2 separate regions of the Homo sapiens genome follow, and region 1 is linked to region 2. A link is a loop called in an ENCODE intact Hi-C map of the cell type or tissue named here. Cell type or tissue: Calu3. All regions are shown on one strand.

Region 1 (8,000 bases), 170 kb before region 2:
TCAAGAATCAGGACACCCCAGGTGGGAGCAGTTGGACCCAGGGAGCTGATTTCCATAACCTCCTTCTTCATCCTTCACAACAGTCCTAGGAAGTGGGTGGTACTATCCTACTTTAAAGGTGAAGATGCAGGTCTCAAAGATGTAGGATTTTGCCCAAATATTATTCATTGAGTAAAGGCAAAGACAGGCTCAGACCTAGGTCCTGTGATGACAAATGTAAAAACTTCTTGTCACCATCCAACATCTGTCAGGTCGAGTCAGGGGAGAAGTGACTCCTGTACCTTGGCCCCCAGCTTTTGGATGGTGATCCCGATCACATTTGTTTGAATGTCTTTGTAATGTGTTAGTGTGTGGTACCATTAAGCTTGTACTAGTGTTAATTGAGTTCATATTAGGGTAGTATTCAATTGATAGATTTTTTTTTCCTTCCTATCAAACACTGCACAGCTAGTTAGGTCAGAAGTTAGTTATTTTCTGGAACATGCTGATTAAAAAGGGGTTGACATTGAATGACAGAGGAATTGATTGAATAGAGCAGAGCCTGAATTTGCATATGGACTTTGAGTCTGACCTGGATTTGTAGGCTATTCTGTTACATCTCAAGACATAGAATAGAGATGACCACCTATCCACCCATTCCACTCACATGGAGATTTCACCATTGAATGTGCTCAATCCTAACCAAGGCATTCTAGTTTGTAGCTTAAGTGAACCTGTAAAGACTCTCCAGTTACCCAACAGGACCTTGTGCAGCTGTGTGTGGAAATCAGGATAATTCCAGTGTTTCTGAGAGTGTTTTAATAGAGCACTGATTACAGATTGCAGGCACCTGGTGGTGTTTTTGTGCTGCGGCTGAAGGGTGCAGTTCCAAAGACAAGAACTGGGCTAGACGGATTCCTATTTTCCCACCCTGTTGTTTACCAGGGCCTGGAATAGGTACTGAGAAACCCTGTCAACAGCTGATCCAGGCTCCTGGTATGGTTAGTGTGTGCTTTCAGGAGACCACCAACACCAGCACATTAATTCCCAAACCGAGAATGGACATGTGACTTTTCCCAGGGTGTATTCTTCTGCCAGTGGCTCAGAGCCTGGAGACTGTAGAAGGGGCTCAGTTGGAGTCAATACAGAGGCCTGTGGGTTGGAGCTTGGCCAGAGTTAGTCTGTGCTTCTTGGACTATCCTGGGCTGTTCCGCTTGGGCAGACCATCATTGCTTTTGGCCTCAATAGCCAAATGAGAAAACAAACTGTGAAAATTCAAGGGGAAAAAGGTGATAGCCAAGAGTTAAGGTTTAGAACTCTATGGGCTAGAGGTTTTCTAGTTCAGCACTTAATTTCAAGCCAATTCCCAAGAAAAAAAATTTAATCTGAGAAGAGTCCCCACTGTGATTAATCATGTTTTCTCTTTCTCTGTTATCATCATTCCCCCAACACACCACCTGTTCTCACCTTCCACAAATTCGGCACTGCTCTACTATTTACATTATCATTTCATGTTTCTCTGTTTTTTACTTAAAAAAGTCGAGAGCAATATTTAGCCCTAATATTGGTTTTGCTACTCTTCTGTTGTGTGACTTTGGAATCACCCTCTGGACTTCAGTTTCCTTATGTGTTAAGTGAGGTAATTGGATGAGATAGACCATCACTAGGATCACTTCCAGGCATTAAACTTTTAAGCTTAAGAATGCCACATTTCTGCTGTGCCCACACTTTTTAACTGAGGTGTAAGCTGCTGGTGTGTAAGGCCCAAAAGGGTGTCAAATAATGTGGTTGGTTAGCTTATTTGTGAATATCTTGCTGAGATCCTTCTCCGTAAAGTAAAATGATGAAATTCTTCTTGCAGAGCCTTTGAAATTGGTGAAACTCAGGGCATTGCTGCTGGAGAAGCTAAGGTTCCTTGAAGCACTGTCAGCAAAAGATAGAAGGCCCAGAAAAAGTGGGAACAGGAAGGTAACAGGGAGGGTCCAAGTTGTGCTTTTGAAATGCCAGAGTGGGGGTAATACAGCAAAGGAAGTGGAAGAGGACTTCCCTTGAGAACCAGCAGAAACCTTTGAAAATGTGCCTTTCATATTTAAGCGTTTTCCGGTTTGGAAAGTAGCCTGCAAGGCTCATAAAACTGCCTTGTGGCAGCCATCCAAGATCTCAGGAGTTGACTCCTGTTGCAAACTGCAGGTCTCGAAATGATGGTGGTGAGCAGCTGTGATGAGGCTTTCATAGGCATTGTCCCCTTTATGGAGTTAGAGATCTGTTGCAGAATCTCTCTGCTAATGTATTGTCAACTCCCATTTTTATTTGTAGAATCAAAACAAGCTCTATCCTAATAAGGCTGTGCAACTCCTTTGCCAACGAACCAGCATGATATGCACACACAAGATGAACAGATATCCAGAAAGAATGACTTCAAACTACAGCTCGATTTGTTATCTTTGTAGCTGCTGGGCTAGGGTGATAACAGTATCTTGTACACCAGAAAATGTGGCCAGAGGCAAAAGTGTAAAGCAGTTGAATTTGTCCTGTTTTACCTAGAATGCATTCCAGCCTCACCTTTCCGTACCTTTCTCATTTCTTCAATATGAGATAGTAAGAAAGAGCAAAGGCTTCTGGAGTCATGCATCTTAGGTTTAAGTCCCTGCTCTGCCCTTGAGCTGTGTGATGTAGGACAATTTACTTAACCAATTAGCTTTAGTTTCCTCATCTGTAAAAGTCTCTGCACCCGGAGTATAAGCATATTAATAAGGATTTTTTGAATACCAAAGTCACATATCTAAGTATATACATCTCTTATGTCAGAATTTGAGGTAGCTGACAGATGGGGAAATTGCTTTTGGAGGCTGAGAAGGAAGCCTTTCGATCACCATTCAGATTGTACTACACTGGCATGAATTCGTGAAGTTGACCCTTGGGGAGATCAGATAAGTTGGAATTACAGTCCTTGGCCAGATCCTTAATGAGATCAGAAGTGTTCATAAACCTCACTGGAAATTTCATTTGGGAAATTGAGGCATTGAAGGGCACAGTGTCTTGCCTTTTAAACAGAGTAGGTATGTGTAAAATGGCTCCTCAGAGTGTCACATTGCTTCTGTGCCTCTCACTGCTGTGAAGACGTCATGTTGGAGTATAACACTGATGATATATCAATTACAGAAAACTTACTCAAACTCTTCCAAGAAATTGTAAAGTGGTGATATTCTCCAAATCAGCGATTCAAATAAGGAAGGTTTCTTTTTTCTTTTTCTTTGGTTTCTTTGTTTTTGTTTTTGTTTTTTTAAGACAGAGTCTCACTCTGTTGCCAGGCTGGAGTGCAGTCGCACGATCTCGGCTCACTGCAACCTCCACCTCCCGGGTTCAAGTGATTCTCCTGCCTCAGCCCCCCAAGTAGCTGGGACTACAGGTGCATGCCACCACGCCCGGCTAATTTTTGTATTTTTACTAGAGACAGGGTTTCATCATGTTGGCCAGGATGATCTTGATCTCTTGACCTCGTGATCCACCCACCTTGGCCTCTCAATGAATAAGGAATGTTTTAAAATTGATGTTTGATTTAGAGAATACTTTAAAGAAGTTTTGCTCTGATTTAAAAAATTTTAGAAAGCATATAAACTTGTTTCAACTGTATTTTAGGTTTTTATAGGTTTCAAACTCTTAAAAAATGGAGGCTTTCTTTAAAGGCTCATTATTTTTTCACTGTTATATTTTAAGTCTTTTCCAAAATAGAATTAGCTTAAATCAAGAAAACTTAAAATTTACCTAAAGCTTGAGTCAACAAATATCTAATATAAAAAGCTCATGTTATGCTTGCTGGAGAGTTTATGTTTCTGTTTGTTTCTTTATTTTTAATGGTAGACACATCTTCTTGTTTTCTTTTTAAATCTGCAATTTCTGTTATCAATCATACCCTCCTCTAAGGGGAAAACAACTGACCTACTATGCAAACTTTTTACTTCCTTTCATATATGGGTTTAGTGCTTTTCCTTCTGTCTTTTCTTCAGTGTAAGCAAAAGAAACAAACTAATTCAGCAAGTAGTGCAGAACCTAGCAGATAATTAAAATGTTTATTTTCATGTTAAGTCAATCTTTATGTGGCTTTTGCCTGTATTTGAACATGGTTGGAATAGATTTGGCTATTTCCAGTGCTGTCTGCTGTAAGTGATGTTCTCAAGTCAACATATTGTTTTCTTAGTTTGCTGACTAGTTGTTGGATACTACAATGACATGATTGCTCAGTAAAAATAGGGGAATGTCAAAAAGTTGAGCTCTTTTTAATTTTTTTCTGTTACTACCTTCCTCTTTTGATGTGGTTCAATTCACTTTTCAAGGTTTGTTCTATGTTTTAGATTGATAATCTCGTCAGTATCCATAATACACCAATGAGTGTATTCTAGCCTGGCCTTCACTATGATTCTTTATTTCTACCCATTACTGTAGAAAGGGTACATGGATACTGTAGAACTGGCTTAACTGGTCCTTGGAATTTAAACTTGTGAATGTGGAGTTCCTATTAATAGAATCCCTTGGAATGAGTGATGCTTATGAAATCTTCGTCTTACCTCAATAAATCCTCCAAATGACATATCCTATGTAGCTTTTGTTGGTGGTGTTATTTTTTGGCTTTGTCATATCATTTGTGAAAGTTAGGATGTAGTAATTGACAAGATTAAAAGGTACACCCGCAATGTAAATAAACTTGTGTAAACACAGATCTTGTGGTCAGGGTTTGTTCTTTGGATATCAGACTTACAAGAAGAATGTGTATACTGGACATATAAACAAGGAAAGAGGAGATGAAAATAATCTAGGTTTATAGTTGAAGCAGACATGAGTCATGGGCTCAGAGAATCCTGTGAACATAATGTCTTTTACACAGGGAGAGTTAGTATGTACAGGGAAAAGAAAGCCAATCGGGTCTCATAGTCTTTGGCAGTCTGATGGCAGAAAAGCAATTCCTCGTTTCCTTCCTTAAAGAATTAAACAGTATGACCAGGGCTGTTGTGTACGGTTGTGTTGTTTTTACATTGTTCCAGAGTTATTCATCTAAGAGAGCAAGCGCAGGCTAACGCGTAGCTGGTGCTCTGTTCACCAGGTTGAAGGCTCCAGCATTGAGCTGCAATTGGACAGAAGAAGGGTACCATTTTCTTCCTACAAAGTTATCTTCTAAGCCTTGTCATTATTCACAGCGTTTGCTCTCCTTTCTCACAGCTTTTTGAGGGTGGGAGTTTGCTAATTTACTTTGGGGTTCTCAACACTATGCCTGGACTGGAGTTGAAAAAAGAATATGGTCAACTTATAATTGGGTCTCAATAAAATGTATTTTGATAGGTCTTCCAGGTTTGGTGGAAAGAATGTGCCTTAAAACCGCAATTTTCAAGGAGCACTCCACTGAGATTTTAGTGGAGTACGAAGACTGTCCTGCAGAATCTCTGACCTGTTTCCTTGTTTCAAAATCCAGAGATAATCATATTAACGTTTTGGCAAACTATTTTCTAGACATCTCTTTATGCATGTAAATATACACATAAAATTGCAAATTCATGAGCTCATTTTCTGTTTTATAACCTCCTTGTTTTCACTCTGTATTATTTCTTGGCAATTTTTCCAAGTCAATATCTGTAGGTCTGTGCCACAATTTTAAAAGGATATGTAATATTCTGTTGGGTGGATGGGCTATACTGTATTTAACCAATGAAGATTGATGGGTATTTAGGTTGTTTATGATGATTTTTTCTTAAAAATGGATCTGAGGTAAACATGCATCTGTAACACACACATGGTGTGTGCATGCTCACACCATTTTTTCTAATGGTAGAGTTGCTGGCTCAAAAGGTTTCAACTCATATTAATCTCTGTTGGAGAGGAATTATAACACTTCCTCATAATCCTTGCACCAATTGGGTGTGTTAAAAATGACATAGTTTACCCTTCATAAAAACACATATCTGGGCTGGGCACGCACCTGTAATCCCAGCACTTTGGGAGGCTGAGGCAGGTGGATCACTTGAGGTCAGGAGTTGGAAACCAGCCTGGCCAACATGGTGAAACCCCATCTCTACTAAAATACAAAAATTAGCCGGGCATGGTGACATACACTTGTAATTCCAGCTACTCAGGAGGCTGAGGCAGGAGAATTGCTTGAACCTGGGAGACAGAGGTTGCAGTGAGCCAAGATGGTGCCACTGCACCCCAGCCTGGGCAACAGTGAGACTCTGCCTCAAAAAAAAAAAATACTCACATACATATCTGAAGATTCTAATTTACAGTTTTGAAGCAAACTTTGGAAGATATATTCAGTGGCTCTCTTGATTACACATTTGGGATTAGATATAGAAATACTTTGTAAATCATGAAGTGCTATGTAAACTTCAATGATTCATTACTAGGGCTTTACAAAATATTTGCCATGTACACTTGTTTCTGGGGTCTTTTTATTTGTTTTATAAGTAATTCATTAAATACAGGGGGAAAACCCAAAGATAGTGGCTCTGGACCTGGTTGTATAGCAGAATAAACTGAAGAAGTCATTCAGAAAACAAGTTGCAGGCCCTAGCCCCAGATCCCCTGAATCTCTGTGAGCAGGACCTGGGCACCCAGGTGATGTTCATGTGCAGTTTTTGTTTGGAGTTTCTACTTTAAGATATTTTTTTTCCTATCTTCAACTATTTTTCTAGCAGAACAGATAATGTTTTTAGTTTTTATTCATATCCCCATTATTTTTCATGTTTAGAAGTTTCTGGCTCCTTTAAGTATGTTGTTAGAGGATTTGCTGAATGTCTATTGATTTTACCCTAATTTTGTAAAGCTTGTGAAGCCTTAAATATGGGTTCTTGGTCTGCTATTCCCATCTGGTTTCTCACCATGGCAAGCCCATCCAATAGCCCTTGTTTGTAGCAATAAAGAGTGATTGAACTTGAAGTGATTGTACTTTTAAGACTTCAAATGTTGTCACCAGATTAAAGTTACCTGTCTATTCTAATAGCATATCTGACTTCCTTTTTAGAATCTACTTATAAGAACTAGTAGTTAAGAGTAGTAGTTGAATTACATGGAAAAACTGGTTGGTGGACTAAAATTTTTGTCTAATTTATTGTTTATTCACATGCCTACATACCATGGAAAGACTAAAGCTTTCAACTTGAGAACTGTCTTATCAAAGAGAAACATTATCTAAGTAAACATTTTGTTAAAAATCAGTAACTCTTTCTTAAACACTTTTAAAGGGGCTAAATTGGCCTCATATTATCTCCTTGATCTTAATATATGACATCAGAAAAAATAAAATTGATTTTCTTTGCATAAAAGCTTGTATATTTTCTGACTACCTGTTAAAGTTTTTGAACTTTGGAGCAAAATTAACATTTTTAGATTTCTAGGTTTAGTGATATATAATAACATCTGTTTTGTAGCATTTAGTATGTCTATATTGTGGCTTTTAAGGGAAGTAATTTAACATTTCTCCATTTAGATTTTAACATTTACAAAATTGTCTTTTTCCTTGTTAAGATTATTGTGTTTCTTTGTCAATAGCTGAGGCATGGAGAAGAAGCAGTTAAGTACAGTTAAGCTTGAATCATATTCATCCTTTGGAATATGACATTGGACAGTGTAGAGGGCTGATTGTGGTAAAGTAAGAGCAGTACTGGAGTCCTTTAGAGGAAGCATCAAAATTATTCAGGCCGGGGATGGTGAAGACCCAAACTAAGGCAGAGGAAGTGAGAATGAAGAAAAGCTAGTCTAGAAATATTAAATCAAATCCACAGGACTTGGTGATTGGTTCGTTATGGGGATTTGAAAGGGTTGAGGGAGAAGGAAGGGTCTAGGTTAGGTCTCAGTGGAAATGCTCAGTCTACAGCTAGGTATATGGGTTTAAAGCCAGAAAGACACTCTGAGTTGGATGCATGATTAGTGTCATCAACATTATAGGTGGGACTTAAAATTGAATTTGTAGAATTTCAAAAACAAAGTGGTAATGCAAAGAAGTCTAATTTTAGAGAATCTTATTTCTCTTATTT
Region 2 (8,000 bases):
AACAAAGCAGCAAGGCTTATGTGTAGTAGGTTCATTCCAGAAACACGAGTGAAGATCATGCAGGTTAATTCCAGTGGGAAAAGGCAAGTCTTGGTTATACACCCTCTTAATTTTATAGCAGCTAATTCTAAAATCCTTTTGATTTAAGGAAGCTATTCCTAGTGGTGAAGTTGCAGCTTCCCTGCCCTATCTTTTCCCAGTCCTCTGGTGGCTCAGCTGTGAATATATGGAAGGAGGCAGGAAAAGGAGATTTTCTTGTGCCCTCTCCCAACTCCTCTGCGCCCTTCCCCATCTTCCTGTTCCACCCCATTGGCCTCTTCCTTTTTTGAGAAAACTTGACTTTCCATGTGGCATGGGTAATAACTCTTAATTTACCAAGAGGAGTACCTTGAGGACAGAAACGGTCAGGCGTTACCTTGGGAAATAACCTGTCAAAACCTATCTGTATGCTAGTCTGCGCACAATTCTGTCTTAGTGATTGCTTCTCTGAACCAACACCATATCTGCAAAGAACAAGGTAGAGAATAAGGAAAAGTCACTGGGAAACCAGGCTCAAGTGCTATCCATGTCACTTCCCTAGTGATACGGTATTGTGCAAGCCTCTTAACCTCTGCTAGTCTCAATCCTATCAGCAGAATTGTGACAATCAAGTGAGATAATATTCGTGAAGGTGCTTTATGATTGCAAAGTGCTATTCAAGTGTTGAGCAGCATGGATGGGTTATTATCATAGTTATGAGTATGATATGAAAGCAAAGGGGACCAAGATTTCTCCTCCTAAATCTGTTCTGAAGACCCAGACCTTTCATTCCAACCTTGCATTCAACCAGATTTGCCTAGAACTGCATTTCCTCTGCTCCCTATTTATCTGTGCTGATTTATCTTGGTTCATGTAGTGCTTGATGCAACTGAGTAACACTGAGTTAACCCCATTCTCCTCCCCTCAGTGCATAATTGAATCCCTTGAAATCCACCATTAAAGAAGAAAAATGGAAAAACATTTACTAAGTGCTTCCTCCAGTCCAGGCACTTTCTTTGCCTGAGATCCTTTTCCACAAACCACAGACTGTGCCCACAGAGGAGAAATTAAGAACCCTTTGCAGCTGAGACCAGTGGAAATTGCGTTTCTATTAAAAGCTATCTGTGGCTAGATGTATCCATCCCAGGTACAAAGTTAAATGATGTAATAAACTTATTCAAAGACATAAAGTCATTATATAAAATGCCATTAAATATCTCACACTCAGTGTTAACAAAATACAGCTATAAATTTCCTTTGGTTGTCATTTTGCAAGTTGCTATTTCTCAGTGATTTATGCATTGGCAAGTTCTTCACTATTGAATTTTGCTGCCCAGTCCCGGCAAATGGGATGTCAGGAATGCATGACCCTCTGAGATGCAATGGCTTTCAACCTTCTTGGTATCACCACTCCTGAGTTTGGGAGTACCAAGTTTCTTCTAGGGCTGGTTTCTATCACTGTTTTGTACCTGCTGGTTAAGTATGGTCCTGAGGCTCCGTATTTCACATACTAGAGATCAGAGGTAAGGAGTCCCAACCATCCGAGCCATGGTACAGAATCCAAGGTTGGGAGCAGACACATCTACTCTGAGCTTTGAGACTGGATCATAGCTCTTACATGAAGCTGTACATTTTGGGGTGTTCTTTACTTGCTGGATGAAGGGGTAAAATGAAGAAGAAGCATTGGAAGGAATATAGAGCATTCTATCTAGAAAAGTTCTGTGGTCCCAGTTTTCCTATGGTTATTCACCGAAACCACAGGTCAAAAGGAAATAACATAAGATCCAGATATGTCTCATTGAACTTGCCTAATTCTGTGAACTTGTCAACGTTTTCATTTATCTTTGCAAGCCAAGTTGTAAATCCAGACAGGCCCCATCCTTTTGAGCCTCCACAGATAGAATACTGGCAGAATGGAAATGACTGGCATGTCAGTGATGAGTTTATAGAGAAGCATTTAGGATTTTCCTAGGTCCTGCAGTCAGTGGGTGTTCTTGCTGCAAGTGCGTCAGTCAAACCCAATCAAAAGAAATGTCGGCTTGTTTCCTAGACACTAGACGAGCGGCCTTTCTGCAGTGTGACCTGCCTTCCTCTTACAGGATACTCACCCTGCCGGAGTCTGGTCACTGTGGGTCAGCTGAGCCAGTTTCTGATGCTCCTGCTCTCCTCCTTTCAGGAAACAGCATCCTCCATTCAGCTGCTGACAGCGTGACCAGCGCAGTGCAGAAGGCAAGCCAGGCCTTGAATGAGCGTGGAGAGCGATTAGGCCGAGCAGAGGAGAAGACAGAAGACCTGAAGAACAGCGCCCAGCAGTTTGCAGAAACTGCGCACAAGGTGGGCCAAGAGAGGAGCAGGCTTCTCAGCTCTGGGGTGTTGGGGAGCTACAGTGCCAAGAAACTTTATTTCAGTATTTTCCTGTGATGAGAGATATAAAATTAAGCTATTTCCCCTTTATGTAATTCCCATCTGCTACTTACTAAACACCTGAGTCGTGGAAAATTTCTTCTTGTACCTGGTTTCTTTGGCTCTTTTCTAATGTCCTCAGCCGTATCTCTGACCTTCTGACCTTGGATCTTTAGGAACTATGGACCATCTTTAGTTCCTGCTCAGAAGTTTAGGGCTCAAGTATCGAGGCACAGAACAGGGGGTCGGGGAGAAGAGATCAGGTCTTCGAATATCCCTGCCCCACTTAGCCAACACATGGAGGACGTGAGGCTGCTCGTGCTTGCTTTTCCATCCTGTCCCTTTCTCATCCTGAGTGTAGCAGTGTGTCCTTATCTCTTCACCAGACACAAAGCAAGCCCCAGTCCCAGGGAACTACGCACCTCGGGGCTAGTTTTCCCTCGGAGAGGGGTCGATTGTTATTTCAGGGCCTCAATTCTGGGGCTCTGAGCTTGACCGGACCAGCGCTGAGCTGTCAGCAATACTCCCTGCTGCCCCTGAATCCAGAGAAGGGCATTTCCTGCGTGACTGAGTGCGCACTCTGCACATTCTCATACTCGCTGAGAACTGTGCCTTTTAGAAGGGAAAGGGGCAGTTTTTATTGGCAGCCAGCTATCTAAGGCAGTCACAAACCAAAGGAAAGAGAGGCCCTGTTGGTCAGGTGATAAAGAGGATTTATTACTGTTGTTGTGCTTCAGATCAAAGGGCAGTTTTTTTTCTGGTTAGTGGTTTGAATTTAGCCTTCCAGAAACAACATCTGCTGATGACTTGTGTTGGCATGTCAGGCTTATGATCTGGCCCTTCAAATACACTTTTCAGGTGACCTTTCGGGGAAGAAAATAACTGGCTTTAACAGAAACACCACTTCTGCTGAGGAAACAAGGATGGATAACCTAAAAAGCAATGAGAAGAATATTCCCAGCTGAGTTGCGGTGACCTCTTCTGGAGGCTCACGCTCAGGTCCAGCTGGGGATCCAGCTCTAAGTGGATGACTCCTGCCTTCTCTTCCTGCATCCCCTTTGCACAGCGCTGTCTTGTCATCTCATTCATTCTCTGTCGTGACAGGGTCTTACTGCACTGTTGCCCGTGGGGCCCATTTCGAGTTCCTTCAAGGAGAATTGGCTAGATCTATCTGAAAATGCAGACAGCCCTGCTGGAGGCCAGAGCCTCAGATTGCTGCTGTTGGTGCAGAGGCAGAGAGTGAACTTGGATTGAAGGTCTCCCTAGTTCCTTCCTCCTTTCTCCAGCCTCTGTGACACAGAGATAATGATGACATGGAAATGCTGGCATTACAGCCTCAGCTTCTTTAACAACAACAGCAGCTTCCGTGATTTCAGTGGGAGACGGATAGTGGAAATCTGGGGAAACATTTAAGTTGTTGAGTTGGGTAGAGGAGGCTAAAGGGAATAACTTTATAACAGTCTTCAGTTCTGGGAAGGGTGATGGTACAGGCATTTTTCTTTCATGTCTTCCCACACAGAATAGAGCAATCAATAGTGCACTGATAAAATTCTGCTAAAACAAGAGTTTAGGTTAATGATTAAACCATGAACCAGGTTACCAAGGAAGATTGTAAAATTGCTCTTCCTAAGGTGGCATAGACAATACCTGGATGTCGTCCACGTAGGCGTCCCTCCCAGAGGGGGCTGTACAAACACTGGATTGGATAACCTAACCAGATGGCCTGAATTCTTGGCCCTGGTAGCCCTGTTTCCCTGATACTGTGGCCAAGTTTGCGAGGCAATTGGGAAAGCAATATGGAATAGTAGTTAACATCTTGTGTTTGAATATAGCGCTGTCATTTACCATCTTGGTGACCTTGGGCAAATGCTTAATTTCTCTAAGCCTCAGTTTTCTCATCAGTAGAATAGAGCACTATTCTTTATGAGAATAGTACCTACGTACTAGAGTGTTCAGAGAATTGAATGAGTTCAAAGCTATTAGCACAGTATGTAGCACATATAAATCTAAATTACTATTATTTGTAATCATTTTCATAAATTTTTTTTCTACTGACCCTGCCCTATTCAGTCACATAATGAGCACTGTAGAGGGATTGGAGAATTGATACTGGTGATTGAGGATCCTCAACACAGGGACAGGGAAGGAATGGAGGAGAAGATTTTGTGCCTCCCAAACCCAAAGGGAAAGGGGTGTGGGAGGGCCCTCATGCTAAATGTTGATACTATCTAAACACAGATCAGCCCTTGAAACAGGACCCATCAGGATAGAAACTAATGCGGCCACCAAAGGCAAAGGGGTCTCTGGCTTGACCAGTGGGAAAATTTATGCCTAGCAGTTACCTGCTTTCACTCGGGAGGGGTGAGGCGTGGACAGCTTGTGTTTATTTTGGTTTCCCCTCCCTCAGGTCATCTCGGGGGGAAGAGGAGGGGTTACTAGTGTCTGTTAATGTGTATGAGAGTGAGAGAGTGTCATGGCCAGACTTGCAGTTGTGTGAAACTGGGATGTGTGCCTATGAATCACTGGCACTGGCAGTATTCCTAACAAGCAGATTGACCTCTTTAGATAAGGTGTGGCTATTTTCCCAGGGACCAGGACTCTTGATTTGGACCTGCTAGCATAGGCTGACCATGAAGCTGTCATTTTACTGGACAAGCCACAGCCAGGCCTGCTGGTGAGGGGAGAGTTCAGAGATGGAACCCAAGCATTCTACCCCCTAGACAAGCATGGCTCTGTTGACTCAGAAGGAGTAAGCTGTGCTTACAAGTGGGGGCCAGAACACATGGCAGAGTCCTGAGCTGAAAATGGCAATGCCAGGTGGCAGCTCCTAGAGCTCCCAGTTGAATAAGGGTGCCGAACCCCAGCTGGAGAGTTTGGCACACCTTTGTAGAGTCCAGTAGAAAATAACTTGGCCTTCTAACTTGTTCCAGGACTCCTGCAGTGACCCAGGTGCAAGAGTCAATGGATCACTTTTGCACAACCCTGACTTCAAAATACGCAGGTGCTTGTTGTCTACAGTGCAGATAGAAAATGATCCTTCCGCCCTGCCTTCCTAGACTGACTCCCCCACCTCCACTCTGGTGAGCCTGGTTTGAGGAAATGTGGTCCTTTCTTGAGCTCCGGGCTTCATGCAAAGTTAACCTCAGGAAAGTGCACCACAATCGCAGAAACAGATCTGCTCACTTTCCCTTGCCAAAAAGCACAATGTTGCAGCAGACGCAATGCTTTGACGGCCCCGCCATAGTCAGTGAGTCAGTAGACAAGAGCATTACCCACACTCAGACATCCTCAGATGACATTTCTTGCAGAAAAAAACATTGACTTGCCCTGTTTTGCACTAGCCTACGTGTGTGGGGGAAGAAAGGGCGTGTGGCCTTTCTCTCACTGCGAGGGAATGGCTGCCTCTATCCTTACTACCTAAGGAGCTCAGGTCTGGGTCTTCGGAGCACAGGTCTTATAATATATAATATTATATTATTATAAAATAATACTATTATGTTATAATAGTATTATAAAAAATAAAATACATGATTTTATTATTTATCAACAGTAATATATTGATACTATATCTGCCTGGTATCAGTCATGATTTTATTATAATCATTTTTTAGGTTGAGTAGGTTACATGCATAGCATTGAAAGAGAACTCTTTCCATGAGATATTAAGAACACAAAATATATCAAAAGGAAATTTGAAATTTTAACAACTCTGACACCTAAATTTATCCATTGGCATTTAGCGTTGGAGACTTTTTTATAGACATAAGAGGAGGCTGAGGTGTGGAGCAGCTGTGACTTTAGAGCTCAAGGTCATACAGCAGATTTGCAGCAGCAGGTATCCTGACCTCATTTCATGCAGTGCTCTTTCTGCTCTACCTCCCTGCCTTCCATATTCTAACGCTCCTAATTCCTAGGGAATTTTTAAACAAAAACTAAAATGATACTACTTTCTTAGTCCATTCAAGCTGCTATAACAAAATACCATAAACTGGGTGACTTATATACAACAGAAATTTATTTCTCACAATTCTGGGGGCTGGGAAGTCAAAGATCAAGGTACTGGCAAATCCTGTGTCTGGTGAAGGCCAATTGTTTGATTCATAGATGGCACCTCCTCATCATGTCCTCACATGGTGGAAGCGGTGAGGGGTCTCGCTTCAGCCACTTTATAAGGACACTAATCTCATTCATGAGTGCTCTGCCCTCATGACCTAACTACCTCTCAAAGATTCCACCTTCTAATAGTATCACCTTGGGGGTTAGGTTTCAACATAAGAATTCTGGGGAAACACAAACATTTGGACCATGCCAATACTCAAATAGCAAAATGTCCAGTCTTAACTGTATTTCTGCAAATCTTAGCTGGTCGTGGCCCGGGGGCTCCCCTTAGCTCCATTCCAGATGCACTGTCCTGGTTACCAGGGTCTGGTTTGAACAGCAGCATAATCACTGCTGAAAATTAATAGCTGTGGGTAAATTGGCACAAGCCCATTAGTTGAAAGTTAACAGCTCATTGAATACCAGGACAGCAGCACTGATCAAATATTTATGGTCAGTATTTATTATGCACAACACTTAACCACTCTGTGTTGATGTGATGGTCCATGTTGCTGAATAATGTATAAAAACTAGAAGCAGAGCAAGAAGTAGAGGCCGTAGAGTGATGAGGTTCAGAGTGTGGCCAGGAAGTGGTACAGATCTGAGCTAGAGCCCTGGCTCTGCCATTTGCACCAACCTGGACTATATGTTTCCTGGACTATAAACTCCTTGAGGTCAGGAGTCCTTAGCCACCTCTACCCTTCTTGGCAAGAACCCACATCACTCAGCAGGACAGCCTGGGCACATTCGGAACTTCCCAAACCCTGTGTCTGACAGTTGACTGACTATTGGCGTTAGCATTGCAGAAGATCTGTGGAGGTCTTCACTGGCATCACCAGACAGAGGTACCAGGAGCTCTTTCAGCTGAGGTTTCCCAAGCAGAGATTAACTTATCAACATGAGGACTGGTCCAAAGGTCCCTCTATCACATGCAAACCTGGCTGGGGACACTTGTTGTGAGTGTTGACCCTGTCTTTGCTGGTGGCTTAGCTGAGATGGCAGCCCCAGGGTTATAATTTATTTGTTGAAGATGTCAAGAAGAGAAAGAGAAGACTCAGGTTGCCCTGGGTTTTGCAGAAGAAATGGATTAGTGACATTCCAAAATGATGCAGAGCACCACTGGGTGAAATCAGTAGGATCGGCCTTACTAATTCTTAAAAGGCAGAGAGCCTGGTCAGGATGCAGATGACAGGGCTTTCTGCAAAGTTATTGCCTGCGGAGAATCACCTGTTCTTTGCTCAAAGGATTTCTGAGCCACAGAACCCTAACCCCAGTTGTTCCCAGCCCCAACCACAGGAATTAGTCCCTGATATCAGACTCTGGATACATGGAGAGTTACAGTTCAGCCTCTGTTCTGCCTTCTGGTTCACATCATTGTATAGACTCCTTGGAAAAGATCTGGCTAAGAAAAGTGAGGACAAATTTAATTTCATATTCTGTACCTGCATACCATTTCCTTAAATACATTATCATGGGCTGGC

Evidence for each region. Peaks named below come from ENCODE experiments on the same cell type or tissue, not always from the same donor. Only the 100,000 strongest peaks of a DNase experiment are listed, where the experiment ranks them.
Region 1: a loop joins it to region 2, with 6 times the contacts of the local background. A loop is called at or near these places in 4 of 110 quality-filtered maps.

Annotation. Positions count from the first base shown.
Region 1 is chr14:24,979,495-24,987,494 of GRCh38, reverse strand. All of the region lies in intron 1 of STXBP6 (syntaxin binding protein 6), which reads left to right. Among named protein-coding and RNA genes, the nearest start is that of STXBP6, 67 kb to the left of the region's middle. In Calu3, no CTCF peak of the experiment used is centred here; no DNase peak of the experiment used is centred here.
Region 2 is chr14:24,813,389-24,821,388 of GRCh38, reverse strand. STXBP6 (syntaxin binding protein 6) reads left to right here. Exons shown (of 6, transcript NM_001394410.1): 5 at 2,195-2,352. LOC124903293 (a long non-coding RNA gene) reads right to left here and starts at 3,031. Exons shown (of 2, transcript XR_007064089.1): 1 at 2,496-3,031; 2 at 1-2,399. In Calu3, no CTCF peak of the experiment used is centred here; DNase peaks (open chromatin) are centred at 3,428, 4,118 and 4,868.